Regions from separate parts of the Homo sapiens genome. Here region 2 is linked to region 1. The links are chromatin loops, found by intact Hi-C in ENCODE. Cell type or tissue: OCI-LY7. All regions are shown on one strand.

Region 1 (2,500 bases):
AAAATACAAAAATTAGCCGGGCATGGTGGCGCGCGCCTGTAGTCCCAGCTACACGGGAGGCTGAGGCAGGAGAATGGCGTGAACCCGGGAGGCGGAGCTTGCAGTGAGTCGAGATCGCGCCACTGCACTCCAGCATGGGCGACAGAGCGAAACTCCGTCTCAAAAAAAAAAAAAAAAAAAAAAAAAAAACATTCTTACTCGCAGGCTATACAAAACAAATGGTAGGCTGGATTTAACCTGTGGACCGTGGTTTGCCAGCCCCGACTGTATGCCACTGGGAGAATTGGTAATGCAGTGTATCTTTTATTTATTTATTTATTATTTATTTATTTATTTTGAGACGGAGTCTCGTTCTTGTTGCCCAGGCTGGAGTACAGTAGCACAATCTCGGCTCACTGCAACCTCTGCCTCCTGGGTTCAAGCGATTCTCCTGCCTCAGCCTCCTGAGTAGCTGGGATTACAGGTGCGTGTCACCACGCCCAGCTAATTTTTGTACTTTTAGTAGAGATGGGGTTTCGCCATGTTGGCCCGGCTGGTCTCGAACTCCTGACCTCACGTGATCCACCTGCCTCGGCCTCCCAAAGTGCTGGGATTACAGGTGTGAGCCACCGCGCCCAGCCAAGTGTATCTTTTAAAAAGATATACTGCAGTCTCCAGGATTCTCTTTGGGCCACTGACAGCTGTTTCTCACATTTGGTTGCAGGAGAATATTCATCAGGATAGAGTTAGTTATGCTGCAGTAACTATCCCCAAATCTCAGTGGCTTAAAACAAAGGTTTATTTCTCACTCATACGAGATCCCTGGTGGGTCAGGGCTACTTTCTAGGGCAGCCACCCCGTGTAACAGTTCAGCTTTAGTCCTCCATGTGAACACGTGCACCCTCAATATTGACAGGGGACCAGAATGTGGAAAATCACACACCACCTCTTACAGGCTTTCCTTCAAAAGTGACAGGTGTCACTTCCTATTTGCAAAACCAGTCACACGGACCAGTAGTTTAAAAATGTATCTACCCATCTTCAAAAGGTGGAGACTAATTCCCCTTCCCTTGCATGTGGGCCAGACCTACTGCCTCGCTACGACTATGGCAGACATTGAAATATGTGACCCGAGAGGCCAAATGCAAAAAGAATACCTTCAACTGGTGTGGGCCCACTTTCAGATGGTGCATTCTGGTGAAGGCCAGCCATCATGTCACAAGGACACTCGAGCAGCCCTTTGAGAGCACCAGATGAAGAGAAGCCTATGTGGAGAGGAACCAGTTGGCCAGTACCAACCCACTGGGTGTGTGAGTGGGTCCCTCAGAGTGGATCCTCCAGCCTCCATCAAGCCTCCAGGTGATCCCAGCCCCTCAGCCTTCCAGTCTTCCAGATGAGGCACCTCCCATATGTCTGTGTCCTGTCTGAATTCTCGATCCACAGAAACAGTGAGATAATAGGCCTCTAGGTTTGGAGGGTGATTTATTACACAGGAATAGACAATGAAAAAAGTACACATGGCTTCACCTAATCTCAAAAAGATAGGAGAAGTTCGAGTTTCCCATTGGCTTAAAGAAGGGACTAATTATTGGTAAATGTCTTGATCTTATTACAACAAGGTGTCAATGAGGAATTTTCAAACAAAAACCTGGACTCACATTCCTTCCTCTAATGGTTTGTAAATGGCTGCTGACTGAAACATCAGGGGATTGCTCTTGCCCTAAGATGCTCCCTGGAATAATGTCTGAGGTCATAGACGCACAGGCCATGGCACAGAAGCTGGACAGCACTTTTTAGTCTTTTTGAAAAACACATCTAGATTTTACATTTTACATTAAAATGTAAAAAGAATGAGCACCTGGGGATCCATGGAAATAATATATCACTGTCTCTCAGTCACATGCTCTCTTATTTTTGCCTGTGTTGTGGTTATTTGCCTTTAACTAGGAGATCTGTGGTGGTAGATATGGAGATAACGTGAGAACATGGGCAGAAAAAGTCCTTATATCCAAAGCAAAGCAAATGATTGACTGATGTTTCTGATTTTTAAAAAATTGTTAGTGCTACATAAACTGTAAGTATAATAATTACAACTAAGGTTCATCTGACCTTAACTCATGGAAATAGTCTAGATTCAATTGGCCCAGAATGGTCCTATAATTGTATATATGGACAGGAATATAAATTTCTCTATACACATACATATGCATATACACATAGCATCTATACTATACTTAGCTTTAGGTAACATGTATACCTATATATCACAACTAGAAATAAAATTTCCTTTCAAATTAGCCATTAACAGATTCTTAATGATGAATAGTGATCTTGTTAGTAGTTAACTGGTAACCTTTATATTGAAATAGCAAGACATACTAGTATGCAAGCAAGAAACAGCTTGATTCTTTTTCCTGGGGCCCATTCAAACCCTATTTTCAAATCCAACCTTTACCTCCCTAGGATGAAATCTTAGATGAGATCCCATAGTTTTGTCTAGTCACTTTTTCAAAAGACTGTG
Region 2 (2,500 bases), 370 kb after region 1:
TTGAGGAACCATTTTCTAGTAGGAGATGGGGCCTGAGCAAAGGGTCAGGCTTGGTGGTGAGTGGCAGAAGTTAGTACTGCTGTAGAAGTGTTGGGAGAAGGGGGATAGAAAGGAGGAGGCCAGATGGAGTGGAGGCCCTGGACTGCTGGCATAAGAGATACGGATTTTTTGAATCTAGCTTGATCATGGCTGTTGCTCAGAGGATGCGATTCTTATATGTTGGTGCATCCAAATTTGTTACTTATGAGACTGCAGGACCTTTGCTCTAACCATTTGGTATGTTTTTAGTCTCTTTAAACGTACATTCCACTTTCTTCAGCATATTTTTCTCTTGCCAGGAAATATCTTTCCTCTCTCATCCCTCATGGTTCTGTTAAAATTGCATCTTGCGTGAAACCTAAACAAGCTCAAAATGTCTTCACACAGGTTGTTCTAAGGAGCAGGATTGGATTGCTAATGTAAGGTCAAGATTTTATGCCCTTCCTTCATGGGTCTTACCTGTTGACCTCGGAAAAGATTCCAGGAGCTGCTTCACTGGGGAAGGGGAAAGTACCTCCACCCCTACCTCACAAGCACTGACTTTGTGAGATGCATAGGGCTTCAGGTTATGATTCAAATTCAGCTGTACATGTCAGCTGGTGGCCTTTAGGAAGAATTTCTAACTAGCTCTAGAAGAATCCCAGTGAAAATGTCAGGTCACAGTGTGGGCTCCTATTTGAATTGGGATGATTGGTAAGCCAGGGAAGGATTATACCAGTCTTTGGGCTCACAAGCCACCCAAACCCCCAGGATTAGGGTTACAAATGACCCAGTGACCCAGTATCCTTTTGGGAATGTGGAAGATCAGGAGCAGGGAATGTGGAGCCTGGCCTGCCCACTTACTGGCTATGTGATTTTGGGCAAGTTAACATAAACTCATCAGTGTCCTCTCAGCCCTTTACATAATTAGTGCAGCTGCCTCCTCATGTTGTTAGAATGATAAAATGAGCTGCAATGTGTGAAACACTCAGACCATTGTCACATAATAAGTGCCAGTATGTGTTAGTTTTGAGAGAAAAAGATTCCATTTTAAGTCAAGTTGTCAAACTTTTGTTTTTCTGTTTCTGGGGTTTTATGCTTTCCTTTCCTTTAAAAAGAAAAATGAAGCTCAACCAAGTACCTACACTTTTAGTGGTGTAGTTGGGTAGAATGATAATCCCTGAAGAGATCAGGTTACTCTGTGGGGGTGCTGGCCACCCCCAGGTTGTATCAGCAAAGCAAACATGACCTGGGCCTTCCACCTTCTGCAGAGGCTCACAGAGGAAGTGCTTTTAGTGATTTAATATTTTAAGAATCCTTTTAGAAACAACAGCATTGGATGAAGGAAATAGACTAATTTGATCTGTGACTTCTGTTGAACCTGGGATAATGTTATGCCAAAAGGAGAATTGACTAGCACCATCTAGTGGATACCATGTGTTACTGCAGGTTTTTCTTTGCTTCTCTTTTGTTCCTCAGGCCTCTAGTGCTTGGGATTCAGTGCAGAACAGAATATACAAAGTACTCCCACCCCCATGATGGAGCTTATCTTTTAGTTTGGGGAGGCCAATACATACACACACATTCATGTACACATATATGTTAGGCCATGTGGAAGAAAAGTAAAAATAAGAGGATGAAGCATTATGGGGATGCGTAGGGCAGTCTGAGGACATTTGAGTGGAGGCAAGTCATTGCGTCTGGGGGAAGAGTATCTCTAGCACAAGAACAGAGAAGCAGTGTTCCTAGCCTGTTGGAGGATGAGTGTGGCTCGAGCATAGAGAGCAAGGGCAGAGTAGTAGGAGTCAGAGAGACTGAGCAGGGTGGGCAGAGGGGTCATGTAGGCCGTGGTAAGAACTGGAGCTGTGCTTTGAATGAGATGGAAAACCTTTGGAAAGTAGCAAAGGGATGCCGCGAACTTGTGTTTTGTAAGGATTACGCTTGCTCCTGTGAGAATGGGATACAAGATGTCGGGAATGCTAGTGCAGAGACCATCTAGGAGGCTTTAGCAGTGGACCAGATGACAGAGAATGGCAGCTGGGTAAAGTTGGTAATTAGTTTAGAATGCATTTTGAAGGCAGCGCTTATTGTATTTACTCTGATGGATTGGATTATGCGAGTTTAAAGAATGGCCAAGGACGGCTCTAAGGATTTGGTGGGATTATTCATTTTGGGTTTAATGGTGATACCATTTACTGGTGTGGAATTCTAATAGGATTGGGGTTAATCAGGAAAGCACCACTAGGCCCAAGCAGATCTCTGTTTTGAGAGAGTTAAACGTTTAGTGGACTACCTCTAAACTTTTAAGCTAGTGTGGGTAATTTTTAAGAGTAACTGTAATAATGCTAAAATAGTACCCTTTGTTTACAAGTAATCTATAAATGTTGCCTTCTTGACAGGGTTACAGTTAGACTTAGAGTATAACCTGTGATATGAACTTGTCACTACCTGCATATCTTTGTTTATGGTCTGATCTGGCGGG

Evidence for each region. Peaks named below come from ENCODE experiments on the same cell type or tissue, not always from the same donor. Only the 100,000 strongest peaks of a DNase experiment are listed, where the experiment ranks them.
Region 2: it touches region 1 in a loop (2.3-fold over the local background); 2 of 110 quality-filtered maps call a loop at or near these places.

Annotation. Positions count from the first base shown.
Region 1 is chr2:230,146,961-230,149,460 of GRCh38, reverse strand. No RefSeq gene overlaps it. Among named protein-coding and RNA genes, the nearest start is that of SP110, 72 kb to the left of the region's middle. In OCI-LY7, no CTCF peak of the experiment used is centred here; a DNase peak (open chromatin) is centred at 970.
Region 2 is chr2:229,779,898-229,782,397 of GRCh38, reverse strand. All of the region lies in intron 34 of TRIP12 (thyroid hormone receptor interactor 12), which reads left to right. Among named protein-coding and RNA genes, the nearest start is that of DNER, 67 kb to the right of the region's middle. In OCI-LY7, CTCF peaks have their summits at 1,238 and 1,445 (motif pointing left); a DNase peak (open chromatin) is centred at 1,437.